Regions from separate parts of the Homo sapiens genome. Here regions 1 and 3 are each linked to region 2. A link is a loop called in an ENCODE intact Hi-C map of the cell type or tissue named here. Cell type or tissue: dorsolateral prefrontal cortex. All regions are shown on one strand. Region 1 overlaps SLC9A8 (solute carrier family 9 member A8). Region 2 holds the start of LOC105372649 (a long non-coding RNA gene). Region 3 overlaps PTGIS (prostaglandin I2 synthase).

Region 1 (8,000 bases), 550 kb before region 2:
ATCACTGCTCAGGAAACAGGGGCCTAACAGGGGCCTCTTGCAGCTCACTTGGGGGAGAAAAATGAGTAAGTCTGGCCTTCATAATGCTTCTTAAAACAAAAACCCAGCACTCGTCATTTTTACAAAGGAAATGATGAAAAGGAATGTAAGATTCACATCCATCTTGAGGACAATTCAAGCTTCGTCATTTTGAGGACGATTCAAGATTTGCAGATCCTTACTTGGAGAAACCGTCAAAGCCTTTGGTGTAAGCCAGGCCATGCCCACCATGCAGGTGGAAGCAGGGAGGCCTCCCCATCCCAGCCTGAGGCTCTGGTTCCGCAGGGCTGGCAGCTGACTTTTGACCACGGATGCACATCTTCCCATCCAATCACAGGCCCACTGCTCACCAGCACTTCGCGCTCACTCCGAAGCCAGTGAAGCCCCCGCAGAGCAGCCGGGGAGACCAACTCAAGGGCACCAGAGGCCACAGCAAGAAAATAGCTCGGGAGAGGGGGATGGGATGGGGCAGGGGGTGTGTGTTAGTCTTCCTCCTTCTGTTACATGCCTGGTAACAGTGAAGCCCCTCAATGTCTAACTGTTGGACAACTGTTTGGGAAACGGCAGGAGACTAAATGGAAGGGGGCTGGCTCTTTATTCTCGAGGCCTTTATCTTGACTGTGAGATGGAGGGCGTGAAATGGAGGGCGTTAGACAGAGGACCCGGGGCTGTGGAGATGCCTTCCCGAGGACTCTGCTTCATGACTCCGCATCAGGAAGCTCAGGGTTTCCTACCCGCCCCCAGCAAGGGCAGCAAACACTGGCTCTCACTCGGCAGGGAATGCGGGGGGTGGAGGGGGGCCTTTTCTCTTCTGCATGTGAAATCCTTGTCAGTGGCAGCAAACGGCCACTGAGCTTCTCCCCACACAGGAATCAGGCAGCAGTTCCAGCCCTGAGCCACCCCAGGCCACACCCACACCCCAGCCTGCCCCATCCTCAGCAGAAGTGGCCTGGCCTCGGCTACCCTGCTGAGGACTCTCCAAGCATGTGCGCCCTGCGGGAACACGGACCTGAGACTTCATGAGGCCAAGCCCTGCCGATGGCACCTTTGCCAAAGGTTTTAAGAAGGGTCCCCAGTCACCCATCTTTCAGCATTCCATGGCACACAAAGGAATCCTGTGGGCTAACCTGGGCGACTCTGGCGCTCAGGCCTACCCCTTGGCCTCATGCCAGCCAGCCCAGCCCAGCTCACCCACTGTGAAGAGGGGTGGCTGGCTTAGGGTAGGGGCCGAGAGGGCTTCAGTTCTGCCTCTGGACAGTGTGTCTGACCTCCAGATGATGGAACTGAGCCACCCTTAGCCTGGCCCTGGCCCATCCCCCTGCACACTTATCTCGGGGACCTAGAAGCCAGCCCTTTTCCCTGCGAGACCCCACACAAGCCACGGGGTGGTTGTTCCGAGGGGTCATAACAACTACAGGCTGCAGAAAGCATGGGATTCATTCCAAGAACTCGTTCCACACAGCAGTGCCTGTGGTGGAGGGGCTGCTGGCTAAAGGGCTGGTTTCCTCCAGCGCTCCCTGGCTCCAGCCTTCACTCATCCTGAAGTATTCCTCCTACACGCCACAGTTCTCCTGTACCATGGCCTAGACCCAGAAGAAAATAAATACACACGCAGGAAGATATAGTTAAGCTGCGTATTTTTATATCTTCTATGCATTCACTGCCCCAAATAGAATTATTGGGTGTGCTAAAGGTAGACAGCAGCAATTTGTTATTCTCAGGCAAAAAAAACTGACCCAGAAAAACAGACTTCTATGGCCTTTTGTTACCAAGGTGAGCCAAGATTGCCAAGGAACACGGGGTGCCCTCATCTCTTGGGGGCACTCTCCCAGGCTGCTGACCTCACCTGGCCGACAGGGGGCAGAAGAGGCTCAGAGGAGATCGAGGCAGGTGCTGGTACCTCCTGGGAACGGTCCCGCCACCCCCTTTGCCCCCAACAAATCCTGGGGCCCCTCCACCAAGCCCCACATGCTCTTCCGCCACAGCATCGTTTTCAAGTCTCAGCTCAAAGTGTGAGGCCAGGTGTGACCTGGCTGGGGCTATCACACCTGGTGACGAGGGGGCAGACGGAAATGGGATCTGACTCTTTTCATTGCTTTATCTGTGAATTTAAGATTAGGAAAGAAAGAAATCCTGGCAAACTGAGTTTGCAAAACAACTTACATCTGGGAGATGGGACCCTAAACTTCAGGGGAGAGTGAGTTCTGGCAGGGGTGCGAGAACAATCTGGTCTCAGATCCCTGCCCGCACTCGCCCAGGGGCAGGCAAAGGTCCCTACCCTCTGACTTCCTCTCTTCTCCACTAAAAGGAAATGGTGGAAACCAAAATTAAGCAAGGCAATGGCTCAAATTATGGGGTTGAGAAATTAAAAAAGATCATATTTTAGCTCTATCAAGTACACATTTACTTTTCATGCAAAAAGTAAACAGTGTGCTTCCTGCTTGGCTGGCCTGCTCTGACTTCAGGGTCAAGGCGAGGTGGTAGGATCGGGCCTGGCCTCTCATTCCTGGCACAGAGGAACCTGGAAGGTCCTGAGGTCAGTCCCTCCTGACATCTGGAGCCACACTGCCTGAGGTGGAAGAGATGGAGATGTGCTTGCTCTAGCCCAGGGTCCATGCTGGCCCATGTGGGCCCACTGTGTCCCCAGAGAAGCAGGAATGCACATGATCAGCCCAGGGTCCATGCTGGCCCATGCAGGCCACTGTGTCCCTTGAGAAGCAGGAATGCTTCTTAATGATGAATTAAACCACCCCAGGGTGCCAGGTTCCAAGGCTCCCTGGGACCCAGAACCACATACGGAAGTTGGCAATGGCTCTTTGATGAGCTGAGCAGTTTGAGGCTCGTCAAAGGGGAGATGAGGAGAGGATGGGAGTCATTCCATCTGGACATGACTGGCAGCTCCTCACCCTGAGATGGCTGAGGGGGCCAGGCCCCTGGGACAGGGCTGGGGTGTGTGTGCGTGGAGCGTGTGCTCCAGGATGCTGGGGCCCCAGGTCAGAGTAGAGGAGGGAGCACTGGGTGCTGCTGCTCTGGCCCCTGCCCCAGTGCTTTGGGGACCCTAGCATGGGTGACGAATGGGATCCAACGTGGTAGGGAACTGGGAGAGGGGAAAGAGGATGGAACCCTGACTAGCAGCGAAGATGGCAGCAGTGAGCAGACACTGCAGGGCCTCAGCACAGTGGCCTCCGATTAGACAAAAGAACAACTGAGTACGGGAATGGTGGGGAGGGAGATCAGATGGCAGGAGGCGACTAGAGGCTCTCAGCACTTTGCTGTAAAATGCAAATCAAGACAGCAGTTGTGGGCCGGCAGAAACCCTGTGCCTCTAGCTTTTCCCTCTAGAGGGCGCTCTGACCCCGCAAGATAAAAGCCTAGAGTTGCAGCTTGCAGGGGGCTCTAAAGAAGATACCAGAAGGTACCAGTGTAAACATTCAGAACATGCCCAGAGAAGGGCAGCAGCCGTCTGCTACCCAGGGAGATAGACTGCGAAGTGCCAATCAGGTAAAGGACAAAAGGTCACTCCGTTTCTCTCTGAGGGAGCACAGGAAGTATCACAAAAGGCAGCGGGAGGTTTTCAGGATTTCTGGGCCCTGCCACTTAGGTCAGAATTGTGGCTGCAGAGGCATCTTGATGACTCAAAGGCAGGTGGCTGACCCCTGGCTCTGCCAGTCCGGCGGGGGCAGCATGAAGGCAGTGGCTGGGGAATGGCACAACTGTAGATGGTGCTCCTCTAGGCAGGGGGCCGCAGGGGTCCTCCGGGTGGGGGGGTAGGCGCCCTAGCTTCACAGATGACTGGCACCTGGCCCCATGCTCCCTCCCCTCTGTGGGCTGAGGAGCCACACTGAGCGGAGGCTGGCTCAGGGAGGAGTCGGGAGATGACAGTTTCCCAAGAAGTCGCCTGGCTCCAGAGGCCTGTCAGGTTCTGGACTAAGGCGACTCTGCAGCCAGTACCTCGCCCCGCCCTCTTATGTCTTGAAGGGGCTGCTGGATGCACGCATCTCTGCGAGGCCCCTGCTGAGTGTCTGTGCGCAGCAAACGCCCATCCTGGGCCTGCCTGCCTGAAGCCTTGGCACCTGGCGTCAGAGCAGCTCCTGCTCGTCGTCCTCGGAGCCGGAGGGGCCCTGGCGTACCTCCTCGTACCACTTGTTGGTGAGAGTTTTCATCTGGATGCGCCCGTGGTGCAGGTCCTGGGTCGAGAGACACAACCAAGCCGTCAGGGCGTCAGGGGCAGGGCCATGGAAGGGAGGGGATGCTACTGGGTGTTTTGTGTGGGGTGTCTAGGGAGGAGGTGGGAGGCAGGGTGATGGCCACAGGCAACTTCAGTTTCAGTTGAACAAACTGAGCTGGGATTGTTCTTTGTGGGGGTGGAGGTCACGGGAGGTGTCATTCAGAAAGGAGGAGGGAGCATGGCTTGAGGCTGAACATGTGGTCTCTGGAGTCAGACACAGTTAGCTCTGCTCCCAGTTATGCCCATATTGGCTGTGACCTTGCGGGGTTACTGCACCCCCTTAGGCCTCCATCTCCTCAGCTGTCAGGGACACAGCTGCATCCACTGCACAGGATGCTGGAGAAGGAAGCGGTCGTGGTCACAGTCACTGGAGCTGCCTGGCTCCTGGAAGAGCGCACACACCGGCAGCTCTCAGGCCTGCCGGAGAGTGGAAAATGGGCCTGCTCGGAAACAAAGCGGGCAGCAGCAGGAAGAGCCCCACCCCTACCCAAGGCCTCCAACTAAAGAGAGGCCAGCAGTGCCCCGAGGGACAGAACCAGAGCCCTGAGCTGGGGGCAGACTTGGGCCACAGCTTGAGGCCCTGGTATGTCTGAAATTCCTCAGCTCCGATTCAGTAGCTGATCAATACCCCGAGTCTATCATCCAGGAAAACCAAACTGTGTTAACAAATCTATTATTAACCTCGCACTAAATGTGGCAGCGAAGGAAAAACAGCAGATGCCGAGTTCCACAAGCACGTCCAGCCTCCAGATCGGGAGGCGGCGGCCTGGCGGGCCCACGTGAGCTTTCCTGCCTCCCCACTCTTCCTCCACCCCACCCTGGGCCACCGCAGGTCCTGAAGGAGGCAGGCAAGGGACCCCCAGAAAGTGTGGCCTGGCCGGTATCCCACCTCCTGCGTCAGCCTCCGAGTGAAGAAGGGGTTCAGGTACTTGGCGTCCAGCCACACGAAGCCCTTAAGGTCCTGCCGCCTGATGTAGTGGGCCTCGTACTCCTCCTCCGTGAGCTCCGACAGGTGCTCCGACTCCACAGTGTTGCCCTGAGCAGGGAGGAAAGGCGGCCCGACGGCCACCAGCTGGCACCATCGGGGGGCACCTCCTGGAAGCCCCCACACCACCCAGGCCGCCAGTGTCCCCAACCCTAACTCCACTTGACCATCAATGCAGGGTGACGGGCAGCAGACGGCCTCCTGGGAGCCTGCAGGGAGGCAGGAACGTCCATCAGGGCACAATGGATGCCCAGGACCCCACCTAGGACAGCTAAAACAGAAGGACTGGGCCAGGCTGGGGCTTGGTCTTTAAGCTTTTCAAGCTTTTGGGTGATTCTATCATGCAACCAGGACCAGAACTGCTGTTCTGGGCTTTTCATTAGCAGCAAATCGCACAGGGAGGCTTTTTGTCTCTTTGCCTGTGGCTCTATTAGCTAGGACTCCACCGTGGACAGGCTTTTGCCAATCAAGTCAAGAGAGGAGAGGGGAGAGGAACACATCCTGTAGGAATTGGGGAGGGACGAAGAAAAGGACCCCATGTGGAGGGGAGAGACGGAGGTAAAGAGGCGGGACTCGGGTCATAGGTAGGAGCAAAGCAGACAGGCTCTGAGTGCAGCGCCTGCTCTGCTGGAGGAGTCTCAGTGGGGCCACAGTGAAGTGTGCTCTGCAGCTTCACTGCAGGTGGTGGGGAGGGGGACGGGGCAGGTGCAGGGAGGGCAGAGGATGGCCGGGGAGGGGAGGGCATTTAGATGCTGTGAAGCAGTGGTTGTCAAACACTGGTCTGTATTAGAATCTACCTGGGGGGCCTGTGAAACCACAAAATACTGAGCCCACCGCAGCCACCTGCAGAGGTGCTAATTCAGTAGGTCTGAATGGGCTTGGGAATCTGCAGATCTAACAGGTTTCCAGTGATGCTGCTAGTCTGGGGAGCCCATTTTGAGGACTGCTGATCAGCGTGGTAGTAAAGAGGACAGGCTCGGGAGTCTGTGCCCACAGCTGTCTGATTCTCTTGGTGCCTCGGCATTCTCATCTGCAAAGTGGGTATAATGAAAGCGCCAGTTTCTGGCAGGCTATGGGGACAATCTGAGATCATCCAAGGAAAACGCAAGCACACTGACTGCCACAGAAAACATTCCAGAAACTCAGCGGTTCATCCTCAGAGGAGCTGTCCTGTTTCTGCTAGTGCTGTGCTTCGCCAAGCGTGTTCACAGGATCAGCTGCAGCAGCACCACCTGGCAACTTGTTAGAAACGCAAATTCTTAGCCTGGACCACATGGTGAGACCCCATCTCTACTAAAAATAAGAAAAAATTAACTGGGTGGGGTCACGCCTGTCTGGAGTCCCAACTACTCCAGAGGCTGAGGTGGGAGGATCGCTTGAGCCCAAGAGGTCTGGGCTGCAGTGGGCCACGATCACGCCACTGCACTTCAGCCTGTGCAATAGAGTGAGACCCTGTCTCAAAAATAAATAAGAAGAAACACAAATTCTTTCGGACCCCATACCATACCTATGAGATGCTGGTGTGAGACCCAGCAGCCTGTGTGTAGCAAGCCCCCCACCGATTCTGATACCCAGAAAGGCCTAAGCTAGAGCTTTTGTGAAAAACAAAAAAGTTGGTAGATAGGGGGTGGGGGCAAAGGGCCTCTTAGTGTGGTGGAAGTTCTGCAGAGCCAGGCCTCACAGCCATCTGGAAGTTTCCTCCCAGCAGCACTGCACTGGGTGAGGGGCCCAGCTGAGCATGGAGATTGGAGGCCATGGTCTTGCCAGCCCTGACTCCAGTGTTAGCCGTGGATGGCCACGTGAGGACTCCTGGGCCTCTGATGACTGATTAAAGTTACTGAGGCCTAGAATACGGGAACTAGAAAGAGATGCATGTCCAGAAATGCATGGTGATCAGCAGGGGATGCTCTGGGCTGGAGCCTACAGCAGCCTCTGCTTCGGTCAGAGGGCCTAGCTTTGCACAGGGGTCCTGAGGGTGAAGACAGGGCGGGAAGGCAGCCTGGTGGCAGGGGCGGTGGCTTGTAGGAAGAAGAGGTGGGCAGGCTGCAGAACCTCAGCTCTCCCTACAGCTGGGGCCTGGGTACCTCCAGCCCCACACCATGTCTGTCCTTGGGGGAGTACCCCTCTCACGGCCCTCACAGCCACCGCAAGACATCCTCCCCTCCTCAGGCCCCCAACAGGTGGTTTTTAGTAAAACCATACTGGGGAATGACAGGATTTTGAAACCCTCAAACCTGGGCCCTGACAGGTGTCTCAGCTGCTGGCAGGGCAGAGGCACTGCTGTGGTTGTGGCACAGGTCCAGACTCCTGTGGTGCCCCATGGAGCTTCAGAGAGGGAGCAGATGGGGTCGTCCACAGCCCCCATGGCTGCGGCAGGTCACAAGGCCACCAGACACCCCCACCCCAAGAGCCATGCTTCAGAACTCAAGTTCCGTCACCTCCTTCTCAGGGGGGATGACCGGGGGGTGTGTGTGTGTGTGTGTGTGTGTGTGTGTGTGTGTGTGTGTGTGTGTCGTGTGTGTGTGTGTCGTGTGTGTGTGTGTCGTGTGTGTGTGTGTGTCGTGTGTGTGTGTGTGTGTGTGTGTGTGTGTGTGTGTGTGTGTCGTGTGTGTGGAGGTGCTGGGCATCCTCAAAGCAAGAAAGCAAGGCTCATCTCCCCATTTCCTGACAGTGGGGACCACCAGCTGCGTAGCAGGCCAGCCCCCTGCCCCACCCCCACAGGCGCATGGTACTAACCATCTTCTCAGT
Region 2 (8,000 bases):
AGAAATTTGGGATTAATCAGAGTCTTAAGACTAGAAAGTGTTTCCAAAAATTGATGAATAAACTGAAGCTCTAAAAAGTGAGCGCCTATCCCAAAGAATGAAACTCTAACAGTGGAATCTCAGGTCTAGGACAAGTAAGCGGGAGGGAGGTTGGAAGGGAGGCTGGCAGGAAGGGCCACCCTATAGTGTGATAATATTGTTGGACGTGTATTTACTGGGAACCTACTATGTGCCAGGTTCATCACATCCATTACATCTCATTTTCACAAACTACGTCTTATTATATCTATTCTGCAGATTAGAGATAATGACAGCAGCCCCCACTAGTGGGTATCTACAAGGGGTCAGGTGCTGTGCAAAATTGTGGGTGCTCCCCACAATCGTACGTGGTGGTGACTGTCCGGGTCACGTGCAGGCCTTGCCCAGAGTCACATAGCCAATCAGGGCCAGAGGTGGAATCTGAACCCAGATCTGTGTAATCCAATGCCTCCTGCCTAAATGCGTTTCTCCCTAACACCCTAACTGGCCTTGGCATTCCCTGTTCTAAGTTTACAGTGATCAGGGCTGCTTAATTTTTAAAAGAAGGAAATTAACACCCTTGGAAATGGTAGAACTCCCTGTACAGACCCCAGAGAGAGCTCATATTCCAACAGTGTGATAATCCCTGCACCGGAAAAGCATGTTCAGTAAGAAACAGTCTAGACTAGAGTTTAGAGCTTGGCTTGGGGGTCTGAGCAGTTCAGGGTCAAATCTCATTTCTGCCATTTGCTAGGTATGTGACCTTGGGCACCTCTTTGTATCTCAGTCAACTCATCTGGAAAGCAGAGATCCTAAAAGTATCCATGTTAGATTCTTGCAATGTTTCATTGGCATACGGTGTGTTAGTGTGACTTCACCTCCTTCTACGCTCTCCCTCACTCACTCTGCTCCTGCCCAATGGCCTCTCTTGCTCCTCAGTGCAGCAGGCACGCTCTACCTCAGGGCCTTTGCACTCGCCGTCCCTCTGCCTGGAAAGCTATTCCTCCAGAGATCCACATGGCTCCTCCCTCATTTCCTTTGGGTGTCCGTCCAAATATCACCTCCTTTCTGTTACCCTCCTTGATCAGGCTTTTAAAAATAATGGCTGGGCACGGTGGCTCACACCCATAATCCCAGCACTTTGGGAGGCTGAGGCGGGCAGATCGCTTGAGCCAAGGTGTTCAAGACCAGCCTAGGTAACATGGTGAAACCCCGTCTCTACAAAAAATACAAAAGTTAGCCAAGCATGGTGGTGCATCCTGTAGTCCCAGCTACTCGGGAGGCTGAGGTGAGAGGATCACCTGAGCCCAGGAGGTTGAGGCTGCAGTGAGCTGGGATTACACCACTGCACTTCAGCCTGGGCAACAGGGCAAGACCCAGAAAAGAAAAAAAAAATTAACAACCCCCAGGACATCATCCTTACTCTGCTTTCTCTCCTAACATTCATCTCCCATCTGACAAATTATAGATTTATTTGCCCGATGTCTGCCTCCTCCCAGCATAAGGGAAGGGACCTTACTGTCTGCATAAGGGAAGGGACCTCAGCTGTTTTCTTCACTGCAGAATCCCTAGTGCCCAGAACAGTACCTAGCACATGCTCAACACTGAATGAATGAAGGAATATAAAGAGCTTGGAATAATCCTCAACTCATAGGAAGCGCTCAATCGATGTAAGCCAGTATTATAATTAGTATGTGTGAAGTGCTTTCCAAGATACCCTCACCCCACGGGAGGCAGTCTAGAGGGATAATGTAAGCCAAATCTGGGTCAAACCCTGCTGTGTGACCTTGACTAAGTCACACTGCCTCTCTGAGTTGGTTTGCCCATCTATAAAATGAGAGTAACCAAATCTGGCCTTTAAGGGACTCGTGAGGGTTCAATGACCATGCAAGCTCCCTTTTCTTGGATACTTTCTGGATGTCAGAAACTGTCCTAGGTCCTCACCTTGCACAATCTCACTTAGCCCTCACCCCTGACCGATGGGGAAGTCCTCTCATTATCTGTATCTTCAGATGAGGCACTTAGTGATCCGAGAGGTGATGAGATTTGCCCAAGTTTACACCACCGGAAGTGGCAGGAGTCCGGCTCCTAACTGGCTGGTCTCTTTGGACCCTGGGATTGGGACCCTGCTGGCCCCCGCCCTGGCCAGGGAGCAGCATCTCTCTCCCAGGGTGCTATCTCAGGCAGCAGAGATGCCCTGGGCTCTACAGCCACACCTGCCCATGCCCGAGTCCTGTCGCTCACCCTTTGGCCCCACCACCGTCCCCGTAGCAGCGCCGGCTCCTGGTGTCCTGGGCAGGCCATTCACTCCTCACACAGACCGTGTGGCCCTGACTCAGATACCTTGTCCACTGGGCATGGGGTGCCCTCGCCTGCCCGCAGCTCCCTGGAATGGACCCCAACTGGAACTGGACACAGTACCTGCAGCCACACAGGGAGATACCACCTCAAGTACCCATGAGCATTTATGAAGCACCTACTGTACATCCAGCCCTATCTTAGGCCCAGGTTGGTACAATTTCTCCCTGATACAGGAATCTTTTGTGCAACCCAATTGGCCTCAACAGGTTGCATACAACAAGATTCAACTTCTGCTTTTCAAGTTAACATTATTCAGGGTTTACCATGTACCAGGCAGACCCTATTCTAAGCACTTTATCCAAAAGACTGAGTGTTTTATTTCTCATCTGTTTTCCCCATTAGAAGGCTGGCTCCATAATGCCAGGAATGTTCATTTGTTTTGTTTACTGTTGGGTCCAACTCCTAGAATTATATCCAGCTCAGTTTTTAAAATGTTAAATAAGTCATTGGGGCCGATGGAATATGGAACCCCTGCAAGGTAGGTGTTTCCCCTAGTTTACAGATTAGGAAACGGAGGATCAGAGAGAAAACTCGCCCAAGGCCACATACCTAATAAGCAGTGGGATGTAAAATGGAACCATCTCTGCTGAAAATAAGCCTAAATAGATACTCTTAAGCTCTCCACTGTGTTTTTTCTTTTCTTTGTTTGTTTGTTTGTTTGTTTGAGACGGAGTTTTGCTGGTGTTGCCCGGGCTGGAGTGCAATGGCACAATCTCGGTTCACCGCAACAAACTCCACCTCCCTGACTCAAGTGATTCTCCTGCCTCAGCTTCCCGAGTAGCTGGATTTACAGGCATGTGCCACCACGCCTGGCTAATTTTGTATTTTTAGTAGAGACGGGGTTTCTCCATGTTAGTCAGGCTGGTCTTGAACTCCTGACCTCAGGTGATCCACCCACCTCAGCCTCCCAAAGTGCTGGAATTACAGGCGTGAGCCACCGCGCCCGGCACGTTCTTTCAAAAGATCCTATTTTATTAAAAAGATTTGCCACAAAAAAAAAAAAAAAGAAAGAAAGAAAAAGAAGAGAAAAGAAAAAGATTTGCCTCAAAAAAAAAGAGGGAAAAAAAAAAAAAAAAGGCCAGGCGCGGTGGCTCACTGCAGTGGCCAACTTGATGAAACCCTGTCTCTACTAAAAATACAAAAATTAGCCAGGCGTGGTGGCTCGCGCCTGTAGTCCCAGCTACTTGGTAGGCTGAGACAGGAGAACGGCTTGAACCCCGGAGGCAGAGGTTGCAGTGAGCTGAGATGGCGCCACTGCACTCCAGCCTGGTCAACAGAGTGAGACTCGGTCTCAAAAAACAGAAGAAAAAAAGATTTGCAATGAGAATTCTTTAAAAGGAAAGCCCCCCCATTCAAGGGTATCTGAAATAAGACCCAGAATTTGCCAAATTTTACTTCCACCCAACTTTTTCTACAAGGAGCAGTAAATAGCACCCCCTGCTGGAGGAGACGCGGCGTGTCAAGGACTCGTGAATGACTCTGTGTGAATCTGCTGCCCCCTGGTGGCCAGAGGAGCCCACGGTTTTCTTCCAGGTGCAGCCGAAAGCCCATCCCCAGTCCTTCCCTCTCTGATCTGCCCCCATATCCCCTCGGGAATCTGTCCCCTACCAGAAGTCTGTGATAACTAGAAATTGCGTCTTCCCCATACAATTTCTCTTCCCCTTTTGGCAGTTTGTTTGGAAACTTCTTGCCCTCGCCCTATGGTCTTGGAGGGGCCATCACTCAGCCGGCCTGGCCGTGGCTCCCACAGCTGCCACTAAGGCGGGTATGTGATTGGAGTTGACCGACCAGAGTTCCCCATCTTCCTGGCCACGACGACTGGTTCAGGGATGGGCCCAGGATCCAAGCAGACCCAATCGGGGTCTCCTCCAGATATGATCCGCTGAGACTTCCAAGAGGACACTTTTGGGGTTACTGATCTGGGAGGATGTGGGGCTGCTTATCCCCACAATCTCTGCAAGATGCCCATCTTGACCACCACAGGGAAAGAGCCTGCTTGAGAATAAAGTCAACCCATGGAGCGAGTGACAGAAAGAGAGGGGACGAGAGCCAGCCCTGACGGCCTTACACACACCGTTGGCGCCAGCCCTGCTTGAAGTAATGTTATTTCAGAACTTCCCTCCCGGTTATCTAAACCAATACTTCACCTTTTCACTTGACGCAGTCTGAGCTAAGTTTCTGTCACTTGCAATCAAAAGAATCCTAACCCTTTTAGTTCTCCTGTCCATCTCCATTGCCACTGACTTAGTTCAGACCTTATTCTTTCAACTGATATTTACTGAGTACCTATCATGAGCCAGGCACTGTCCTGGAAATTTGACCTCAGCTCCGCGATCCCACAACACGCTGATCTGTCGCCAGTCCCCACAATCCATCCTTCACAAGGTACGACGAAACCACCCTGGTCCAAACCACCTTCTTCCCTCGCCTGGACCACTGCAATTGCCTCCTCATTGGTCTCCCGAGTTACCCCCTTGCTTCTCCTCTATCCATTGTCCAAGTAGGATCCCAAGGAATCCTGTGAAGACTTAAGTCAGATCATGTCACTCCTCTGCTAAAAACCCTACCATGACTCCCACCTCATGAGAGAAAGTGCGCAACTCCTCAACACAGCCTACAGGCCCCACAGGATCTACCTCCTACCTTGTTATCTTTTCAACCTCATTTCCTACTCTCTCCCTGCACTCAAACTATACCCGCCTTCTTGCTGATCCTTGAACACACTAGGCATGCCCTGCCCCAGAACTTTTGCACTTGCTGTTTCCCTCTTCCAGGCACACTCTTCCCCCAGATCTCCTCCTCCAGATCTTAGTTCAAATGTCACCTTCTCAGGGCACCCCTACCCCCTTCCCTGCTTTATCTTCTCCATGGCACTTAGGCTCCAACATGTTATTTGTTTTTTGTCTCTCTCCTCCCACTAGACTGTCCACTCAATGAGGACCAAGTATTTCTGTCTTTTTTGTTCCTTGCCATAACCCAAGGACTAGCACAGTACCTGTCACATAGTAGGCACTCAATCAAAGTTGAATGAATGGGTGAATGAATGAAGTTGAATGGAGACCAATCATTGGGGACTTTAAAATCCATGTTAATGAGCTTGCAGGTGTAACAAGGTGACAAACGGGGAGATATGGATGTTGCCAAAGTAAGAGAAAGACGTGATAAATGAAATTTTGGGCCGGGCACGGTGGCTCACGCCTGTAATCCCAGCAATTTGGGAGGCTGAGGCAGGCAGATCACCTGAGGTCAGGAGTTCGAGATCAGTCTGGCCAACATGATGAAACCCCGTCTCTACTAAAAATACAAAAATTAGCCTGGCGTGGTGGTGTGTGCCTGTAATCCCAGCTACTCAGGAGGCTGAGGCACAAGAATGGCTTGAACCCGGGTGGCGGATGTTGCAGTGAGCTGAGATCACACCACTGAGCTCCAGCCTGGGCAACAGAGCAAGACTCCATCTCCAGAAAAAAAAAAAGAAAAAGAAAAAAAAGAAACTTAGTTCAAGGAAACATGTTCACAAATTTTAGTTTGACTTTAGGTTGATTGATTTTCACTTACCCTGCTGTTGCCTGTTTCTTGGGACTATCTCACTTTTCCCACTCTTTCCCGTAGCTGCCTGTGGTTATCAAAGCAGGGACTGTGGGTCAAGGAGAAAACAGAGTTAGGGCGGACCACATCCCAGGCTATGGCACCATAGGGACACCGAGCTTGGTACCTCTGGTATCCAAGTCACTTACAAGACAGCCCTAAAGAGACTGTAGGATCTTTGAACTGGGTAGATAATCCCTACCAGTGCCCTTTATAGTGCTGGAAGCAGGATCATAGTTATCTCTGAGACTTCAGGGCCTGGTGTGGTCTCAAAAATTCTTTTTGAATGAATGATTTGCTGAATGAATAAGTGAATGATTTTTTTAATAGAGTAGATAAAAGAGTTAGTCAGCCAGGAGCAATGTCTCATGCCTGTAATCCCACCATTTTGGGAGGCCGAGGGAGGAGGATTGCTAGAGCCCAAAAATTTGAGACCAGCCTAGGCAACATGGTGAAACCTCATCCTGCAAAAATTAGCCAGATGTGATGGCGTGCACCTGTAGTCTCAGCTACCTGGGAAGCTAAAAGGGGAGGATCACCTGAGCTCAGAAGATCAAGGCTGCAGGGAGCCATGATTGCATCACTGTCCTCCAGCCTTGGGCAATACAGCAAGACCTAGACTCAAAAAAACAAAACAAAAAAAAAACAGAAAAACAAACAAACAAAAAAAAAAAACAAAGAAAAAAGAGTCAATAACTATCAGCACCATAGGAAAGGCAAAAAATTAATTAAATAATTTTAAAAGAAGAAAATAAAATGTTTAAAGTCAATGACTAAATGAATAAATGGATAGATAGCTGAAATGATGGAAGAAAGGAAGAATGGATGTATAATAGGTAGATAAATGGGAAGATGAGAGGCTGGAAGAAAAGGAGAGACAGAGAGATGAGTAGAAAGATGGATGGGTGGAAGAGAGGATGAATGGAAAGGATGGATGGAGAGTTGACAAGTGGATGGATAGGTGAATGAATAAAAAATGGATGGGTAGATAGATGGATGGATAGCTGGATGGATGGATGGATGGATGGATGGATGGATGGATGGGAAGATAGAAGAATGGAAGAAGGTAGAATGGAAGAAGATAGAAGAATGCAGAGAGATGAGTGGAAATGGCTAGATGAACGAGTAGATGGATGGATGGATGGATGGATGGATGGATGGGAGAATAGATGAATGAGTGAATGTAACAATGGAAGGATGGAAGAAAGGAGGTATAGGGGGATGGATTGATAGAAAGACAAATGAATGAATAAAATTATTTTACTTGGCCAGCTTCCAAGTTTCTTCCTTTCTAGATCAAACAGAGGAGAACATAGAAGAGAATTGATAATCATTTCACAAGAGGTTCGTGATTCCTTAGGAATCCCTAACACACAGCCTCCCTTCCCTCTTCCAACAGCTGTAGTTGTACTTTTGGTGTCACCTAGAGCAGTAAGGAGAGCCCCAGCTAAGCCCAGGTTAGTCCCAACTCCCCTTGTTATAGCTGAGTGACCTTGATCAAGTTACTGCACCTGTCTGAGCCTCATTCTTCTTAACTGCAAAATGGGGATAATATCAGTATCTACATCCTGGTGTTATTGTCAGAATGTAATGTAACATTGGTCGAGGGTCTGGCACAAGGCAGGTACTCAGTGAGTGTTTCTTCCCTTTGTAATTTGCTTGACATTGTTAGCTACTGTGATGCAGCTGTTGCTCTCATGCTATGGTGAAGGGACAAGCCCTCAAATACAGAGGTGAGATGTTTTGAAAGAAGATTCAAGGGATCAGTCATAAAGATCAGAGCCTCATGGCTGTAACGGTGAGCAAAGAAAATAATTCAGCTGCTGTTTATTGAGCACTTATGTAGTAGGTGCTCATCATATATCACCTTACTACATTCTGACAGCACTTGGGGAGGCCGAGGCAGGTGGACCACCTGAGGTCAGGAGCTCGGGATCAGCCTGGCCAACATGGTGAAACCTCGTCTCAACAAAAAATACAAAAAATTAGCCAGGCATGGTGGCGGGTGCCTGTAATCCCAGCTACTCGGGAGGCTG
Region 3 (8,000 bases), 170 kb before region 2:
CCCATCCATTAATCTATCCATCCACCCATCCATCCATCCATCCACCCATGAAGCTACTCTTTCATCCACCCACCTACCCATGAATCCATCCATCTATCCATCCGTCTGTCCATTCAATCATCTACTCATTTATCCATCCATCCACCCACTCATTTATCTACCCACTCACTCATATGTCCATCCACCCATTCTTCTACTTATCCACCCATCCATCCATCTATCCACCCATCTACTCATCCATCCATCCATTTGTCCATTCATCCATTTATTCATCCATCCACCCATCAATCTACCCATTCATTCACCCATCTACCCATCCATCCATCCACCCCATCTACCCATCCATCCATCTATCCATCCCTCCATTCATCCATCTTTCCATCCACATTTCCATCTCTTAGTCTATCCACTGGTTCATTCACCTATCCTTCCACCCATCTTTCAGTCGGCAGCTACTCCATGCCAAGCTCTGTGCTCAGCTACAACCCTTGCCTTACCACTGTGCAGTGTAACCAAAGGAAATTGGCATTTTCTTTTTAAAAAATATTTTAATTTCTTTTATTTTACATTACAAAAGTAATATATATCATAGAATATAAAGAAATACAGAGAAATATATACTTAAATGTAAAAAATATGTATTTCCCTTCTTCTCCAGTTCTACAGAGTTCTCTGACCAAGGTTTGGAGTGTGCCTTGCGAATTGTTTTCATGGCTTTACAGGCATACACACAACACATTCACATGCCATGAAAAGATTGGTGTGTGTATAGGATCATGCAATATATACTATTCTGAAACTTGCTTTTTTCACTCAACAACCAATTGTAGAAATTCTTTCCATGTCAGTACACACAAACCTTTTGCCATAATTTTTTAACCAATCCCCTATCAATTGACCTGTATATGGTTTCCAGTTTTTCCCTCTTATAAACATGACTGTCATGAACATCCTCATACATTTTTCTTGGTGTGAGCTTGTTCTGGGAATGGGGTCAGAAAAGGACCTTCTTCCTATTTCAGGTATTTAAATACAACCGATTCCTGAACCCTGACGGATCAGAGAAGAAAGACTTTTACAAGGATGGGAAACGGCTGAAGAATTACAACATGCCCTGGGGGGCGGGGCACAATCACTGCCTGGGGAGGAGTTATGCGGTCAACAGCATCAAACAGTGAGTGGGGGGCCAGGGCAGGGCCAGGGTGGCTCCTGATCCCCTGGTTGGCAGGCGCCCTTCTCTCCTGGGACTGAGGGCTCAGCCAGGAGAATGGTTTGGCAGAGGCTTCACATGGACAGCCCGTGAGCCATCTCTTATTTGTGGTTTTACAACTGTGTGCTTTTATAAATCAGAAGAGCTCGTGTAAAAAAGCCAGATTTCGGATTTCTTTTGAAATAATCAGATCTGGCAGCAGGTTCTTCCCTCCAAGACTGGTGTCCAGATTCCAAATACTGGACATTCCTTTCAGCTGACCGTAGCTACCCGTCTGCAGCTGCTGCCGCATGTTCAGAACTTCATGTTAGGAACTGGCCGAACTTCACTGTTCCCACTTGGTTATTTTAATACCTGTGGGGCCGAGAGCCTCATAAATTATCTCCCTTGAACCCCAGGAGCTTTGGCCACCAGGATCACAAACAGATTGGACCAGGGGTTATGACATCTGCCCTGTCCTCCTGTCCAGCCCCTGTGCAATCATAAGCTGGGTTACCTTCTGAGCCTGTTTCCTCAACTGTAAAATGAGGGTTCTGATTATAACTATACCCCAGGAGTGTCAGGATAAATGAATTGGATCTTTCTAAGTTCTTAACCCACTGTCTGGCTCATTGTAGGCATTTGAAAAATGTTAATTATTACCATAATTGTTAATATCATTATTGTGCATGCATTGTGCTAAGTGAGTGGGCACGTTACATAAACCTTTAGCCTCAGTTTCCTCAAGAAAATGGAGTCAATTATGAACATAATACAGCTCATATGCATTCCTTAAAATCACCTTGCTGTGTGAAATCATGCAACAAAAACTGCAGGGATTCACGCCTGTAATCCCAGCACTTTGGGAGGCCGAGGTGGGCAGATCATTTGAGGCCAGGAGTTGGAGACCAGCCTAGCCAACATGGTGAAACCCCGTCTCTACTAAAAATACAAAAATTGGCCGGGTGTGGTGGAGCGTGCCTGTAATCCCAACTACTCAGGAGGCTGAGGCAGGAGAATCTCTTGAACCCAGGAGGTGGAGATTGCAGTGAGCCAAGATTGCGCCGTTGCACTCCAGCCTGGGCGACAGAGTGAGACTCTGTCTCCAGAAAAAAAAAAAAAAAAAAAAAAGAAAGAAAGAAAGAAAAAACTGCAGGGATTGAGGGAAAAGGGGGACTGGGGCCAACACTCAAAAACCTCATCAGTGACATAATAAAAAAAAAAGAGAGAGAGAGAAGAACCCAGTAAAAAAAATGGTAGTAAAGTTTTATACATGTTACCTGGCTAAGAACTATGTAAGTGCTGTAATAACTGTGGCTGTAGATCGATGCTTAGTTGTGTGCATGTGTATATTTTATGGATTTCTGCACACCCAGGTTCAGCTGGGTGCAGTCTTTCGTCTTCACCTCATGTTTCTCACAAGTGAAATTGCACGTGAGCAAATGTGAAACTTGCATTATATTCAAATGGTGCCCTAATATATCAATCCTATTGGAACAAATTCACCTGTTCAAAACAAGTGTTAGAGCAGAACCGACTGGCATTCCTACCTCATCAAGTTTTTGGACAGATAAAAAGAGATAGCGGGTACTAAATGCTTAGATGGTGCCTAGCGCACAGTGTTCCAATAAATTAGCTAATTTGTTGTTATTTTTATCTCACTGAATTGTCATGACAACCCTGCTGGTCCATCTAAAACCGAGTCTAGGCAGGTCAGATCATTTGCCGTGTTCCCAGGAAGTGGAGGTGCAGGAGTTCAAATCCAGGGGTGGGCACAAAACCGCCATCCCTTAGAAACTCACCCTCTAGTTTCCTACAGCCTCAGAGCTGGAAGAGACTCAACATGCCTTTCCCCTCTTTGACCAGATGGGAGAACTGAGACCCAGAGTGGGTAAGAACTTGGCGAGGGCCACATTCCCATAAGCGGCACAGCCCAGATCTGTCCAGAGTGTTAACTCCCCTCTCTCCTCATCTGCCCTCTTCTTCACTCCTTCAGTGAGACAAAAGAATCCCCACCATGTGCTCAGTGCTGCATCGGGCGCCTGGGTTGGGGTAGGGAATAGTGGTGGGAAAAGAGTCATAAGATATTCTCCTGACCCTTACGAACATGGGCATTGGTAAGATGAGGCAGGGAGGCAGCAACCGTTGACATCCCCCGTAGGGCTGCCTCCACATTTATGGGGGCACTGATTACATCATAGGCATGGCAGCTGCGAATAGTTATTATGACAGTTTTCCCAGAAGATGGCAGTAGAGAGTGCTTGTTCTTGCAAAGTTGGTCTATTTAGGACAATTTTCTCAGAGATGGCAGTAAAATGTCTTGAGAGCGATGCCTGTTTCTAATCTCACAAAGACACCTAAGGGTTAGCAGCAGTCCTGGCCAAGATAGACAGTGAGGGTTCCAGGAGTGTGGGGAAAGGCGGCAAAGTGTGTGGGCTGGAGGATCCAGAGGAGTCGCCGTATTAATCAGCACAGGCTCAGCTCTGCACCTGCCGAGTCTCAGTGGCTTTTACCAACAGAGGTGTAGTTCCACTCACACGGTATCAGCTGTGGGATTGGAGGGCTTCCCCACTCTGTGCACAGACTCGGGCCAGGCTCTTTCCCTCTTTCGGCTCCACCGTCTCAATGTGAAGCCTGCATGGCTGCCAGGCAGGAGGGACAGCTGGAGAGCCACACACTGGCTCGCGAATGCTTTGACACAGGAGTGACACAGGCCACTTCTGCACACAGCCCATTCACCAGAACTCATCCACGGGCCTGCCTAACCTTACAGGGGGCTGGCAAATGTGGTGAGCAGCAAATGCGTTTCTTCTACTTCCTCACTCCTCTCCTCACTTTACTCAAAGTTGGAGTCAGACTTAGGAGGCAGCCATGGCTCCCCTGCCTTGTTCCCGATAACCCCCTGCCCTACTCCTCTCCTTCACACCTTCCATGCCATCTCTCTGCAGATTTGTGTTCCTTGTGCTGGTGCACTTGGACTTGGAGCTGATCAACGCAGATGTGGAGATCCCTGAGTTTGACCTCAGCAGGTACGGCTTCGGTCTGATGCAGCCGGAACACGACGTGCCCGTCCGCTACCGCATCCGCCCATGACACAGGGAGCAGATGGATCCACGTGCTCGCCTCTGCCCAGCCTGCCCCAGCCTGCCCCAGCCTCCCAGCTTTCTGTGTGCACAGTTGGCCCGGGTGCAGGTGCTAGCATTACCACTTCCCTGCTTTTCTCCCAGAAGGCTGGGTCCAGGGGAGGGAAAAGCTAAGAGGGTGAACAAAGAAAAGACATTGAAAGCTCTATGGATTATCCACTGCAAAGTTTTCTTTCCAAAATCAGGCTTTGTCTGCTCCCAATTCACCTCGTTACTCTCACCTCGTGATATCCACAAATGCTATTCAGATAAGGCAGAACTAGGAGTCTTCACTGCTCTGCCCCCAACTCCCGGAGGTGTCACCTTCCTAGTTCTTATGAGCTAGCATGGCCCGGGCCTTATCCAGTCAAAGCGGATGCTGGCCACAGAAAGGCCACTCAGGATGTCCTTTGTGTCCATTGATGTCATTCAGCAGTCAGTCCCCCAATAATCCTTAAACTAGCTAAAACCAAAGGAGTCCCTTAGAAGATCTGCTTCCCTGGGGCCCCATTTGCCAGATTGCCCCATTGCTCACACTACTTGAGAAAATGCAGGAGAGCTTCCCCCAAGGCTGATGCATTCCCGGTGCAGAACAGGGGCACCCTCCAAACACTGGGCTCTGAGGAGTGGAGTTCTCTGTTCTAGAGTGACAGGCACCAGATGGGATGGGCTTTCTCAGTGTCAGCACTCAGGTAGGGAGCTAAGGAAGACACAGCCCAGACAAGATGGCTGGAAGGAGCCAGCCAGGACTCCTTAGACTGATCAAGCCAAAAAAGAAGGTGCCGATTTCATGCATTCTAGTGCAGAAGCCCCAACTGTGATCACGATCCAGTCTGCAGACGTGTTTTGTTTGGACTTCACTTAAAAAAATGCCTTAGTTGTTATCATCTTTGGGAGAGTTCATTCAAAATGTCCAGCTTCTCTTGAAAACTTGGTATATCTGGCCACACTGGGCTCACATTCCCAAGGGTAACTCTTGGCCAGAGCTGAGTGGCAGCCGCCTCCCTTATGCAGGACATGTGCTCTCGGCTTCACCAGGGTTCTGACCGGGTCTGCTTCTGCATTCACAGCGCCTCCTGGACCTGAAGGCATCTGAGTGTGAGACCCTGTTCTAACTCTTAGAAGTGACATTGTAAGAGGTGGTGGGGACCAGCTAATTGGTCCAACCCAGCCTGAGTGCACCACCCTTTGAACAAATGTATCAGTGATGAAAATTTGCCTTTGCCCCGGCTTGCCTGTAATCCCAGCACTTTGGGAGGCCGAGGTGGGCGGATCACTTGAGGTCGGGAGTTCAAGACCAGCCTGGCCAACATGGCGAAACCCCGTCTCTACTAAACATAAAAAAATTAGTCAGGTGTGGCGGTGCGTGCCTGTAATCCCAGCTATTCAGGAGGCTGAGGCACCAGAATTGCTTGAACCCAGGAGGTGGAGGTTGCAGTGAACTGAGACTGCGCCACGGCACTCCAGCCTGGGCGACAGAGCAAGACTCTGTCTCAATAAATAAATAATTAATTAAAATAAAAAACAGCTTAAAGAGAAAAATGGCCTGCAAACCTTTTTTATGATGCTATTTTTATTAATATAAAGTCCTGTTTATTGAGACCCTTTAAATGCCTGCGAGAGACCCTACAGACAGTATGTCTACTCCTCACAGCATCTCTATGAAGAGAAGGAGGGTTGTGCCCACTTCATAGATGAGAAAACTGAGAGGTGAGGTGACTTGCCTGGGGCCACATAGCTCATAAGCTGTAGAACTCTGCAGGCAGATTTACTGTCCCAGGAGCAAATGCTGGATGAGCAACTCCTGTTCTTTGGGCTCAAGGGGACTGGTGATGGGACAATTCTTCTCGACTTCAGGAGCTGACAGAGCCAGAGGCACCTAAACTTGGGTACATCTTGTAAGACACATAATGAGGTCCCTCTAGCTTTAGCTGGAGGGAGATAAAAGAACCCCAGACCTCTGAATGTCCCAGAGGCTAGTCTCTTCTCAGAGCAGCACTGGGGTTTGGGGGCTTCCCTGGGCCTCAGCCTCCAGGCACCCCCAGGATTCCCAGAGAGACGCTGTGATTGGCAGGAGGCAGGATATCCCCAGGGAAACCCATCTTCACGCCTGGGTGACCCCCACTGCCGCCTCCTTCTTAACTCTGCAGGAAATCAGAGCTGGCAGCCTCCAGTGGGAGGACAGAGCCGGTTTCCGTGGCAACCCTCAGCTGCCTCATCGTGGCTGGGAAGGGAAGGAAGCAAGCCGGCAGAAATAGCTATGGAAGGTCTTGCGCAGGCTGCAACCCTGGTGTGCTGGGCGAAAACCCTTATGACTCCCCCCTTCCAAATCAGGCTGGGTTGTCACTGAGACTAGATTCTCACCTGCCTTCAAAGAAGGGCCAATTCCCTTTAAAGGTCGCACCTCCTTGGAACCACAGTCATTAGTGAATTACACTCAAGGAAAAGATGTGCTCCCACCAGGCAGCTCCAGCTGTTACCTGAGATACTGAAGTGCAGCTCAGGAGACGATTATTTAAACCTGCCCTTGTTTTAATCGTTATTTTTCTCTTTAAAAAAAATAGAAGCTATAAAGAAAAGAGGGAGAGATGAGTGGGTTAGCTACCTGCTATGCGCTAGTTAGGAAGTTACCTGGATGCCATTGTATTTCTTCATCCCTTGCTTAAGAATCAAAATTACTGGACATATGTTAGGAATACTCTTTCTTTCTTTCTTTCTTTTTAAGCTCAGTGGCAAGAATGAAATACTCTTTTTTTTTTTTTTTTTTTGAGATGGAGTCTCGCTCTGCTGCCCAGGCTAGAGTGCAGTGGCGTGATCTCGGCTCACTGCAAGCTCTGCCTCCCGTGTTCACACCATTCTCCTGCCTCAGCCTCCTGAGTAGCTGGGACTACAGGCACCCGCCACCACACCCGGCTAATTTTTGGATTTTTAGTAGAGATGGGATTTCACCGTATTAGCCAGGATGGTCTTGATCTCCTGAGCTCGTGATCTGCCCGCCTCGGCCTCCCAAAGTGCTGGGATTACAGGTGTGAGCCACCGCGCCCAGCCAAGAATAAAATACTCTTAAGTTGATCTAATGAAGTGTTTCCTTACCATTGTGATTATTGTTACTATTATTTGCTATATTTTAATATTGTTGTTTACCAAATATTCTCCTTTAAACAGACTCGCTTTTTAAACTTTTTTTTTTTTTTTTGAGACGGAGTTTCACGCTTATTGCCCAGGCTGGAGTGCAATGGCACGATCTCAGCTCACCACAACCTCCACCTCCTGGGTTTAAGCAATGCTTCTGCCTCAGCTTCCCAAGTAGCTGAGATTACAGGCGCACACCACCACGCCCAACTGATTTTTGTATTTTTAGTAGAGACGGGGTTTCCCCATGTTGGTCAGGCTGGTCTCGAACTCCTGACCTCGTGATTTGCCTGCCTGGGCCTCCCAAAGTGCTAGGATTACAGGCATGAGCCACCATGCCCGGCCTAAACTTTGTTTTTAAAATGAACTTTTTTTCCCCCCAATTGCTGCCAATAGTGGATAACATGTATCACTCACTGCCAAAAATAGAAAGTGACCATGAAAAATAAATTCGCTGGGGAAGGGGGCTCCATGCTGGTGTGGCCAAGGCTGAGAGCTCTCTCTTCTCTGTTACAAAACGAGATAAGCAAGTGTTAGAATTGCCTTAAGGCCACACT

Evidence for each region. Hi-C counts contacts between places; a loop is a spot of excess contacts. Peaks named below come from ENCODE experiments on the same cell type or tissue, not always from the same donor. Only the 100,000 strongest peaks of a DNase experiment are listed, where the experiment ranks them.
Region 1: it touches region 2 in a loop (5-fold over the local background); 7 of 110 quality-filtered maps call a loop at or near these places.
Region 3: it touches region 2 in a loop (5-fold over the local background); 58 of 110 quality-filtered maps call a loop at or near these places.

Annotation. Positions count from the first base shown.
Region 1 is chr20:49,884,055-49,892,054 of GRCh38, reverse strand. It overlaps SLC9A8 (solute carrier family 9 member A8), which reads right to left. Exons shown (of 16, transcript NM_015266.3): 14 at 7,989-8,000; 15 at 5,157-5,303; 16 at 1-4,226. The coding sequence ends at 4,119. Among named protein-coding and RNA genes, the nearest start is that of MIR12122, 24 kb to the right of the region's middle. RefSeq lists enhancers at 1,120-1,289, 2,364-3,175, 3,176-3,987 and a silencer at 3,368-3,487. In dorsolateral prefrontal cortex, CTCF peaks have their summits at 3,170 and 3,371 (motif pointing right); a DNase peak (open chromatin) is centred at 3,364; H3K27ac peaks cover 6,324 bases.
Region 2 is chr20:49,329,959-49,337,958 of GRCh38, reverse strand. It overlaps LOC105372649 (a long non-coding RNA gene), which reads right to left and starts at 7,625. Exons shown (of 4, transcript XR_001754659.2): 1 at 6,504-7,625; 2 at 5,935-6,013. RefSeq lists an enhancer at 3,722-3,781. In dorsolateral prefrontal cortex, CTCF peaks have their summits at 3,637 and 3,842 (motif pointing left); DNase peaks (open chromatin) are centred at 3,327 and 3,858.
Region 3 is chr20:49,504,202-49,512,201 of GRCh38, reverse strand. PTGIS (prostaglandin I2 synthase) reads left to right here. Exons shown (of 10, transcript NM_000961.4): 9 at 1,023-1,174; 10 at 4,138-8,000. The coding sequence ends at 4,282. Among named protein-coding and RNA genes, the nearest start is that of KCNB1, 26 kb to the right of the region's middle. RefSeq lists an enhancer at 6,519-7,020. In dorsolateral prefrontal cortex, CTCF peaks have their summits at 3,249, 3,449 (motif pointing right) and 6,473; DNase peaks (open chromatin) are centred at 3,684 and 6,501; H3K4me3 peaks cover 874 bases; H3K27ac peaks cover 2,206 bases.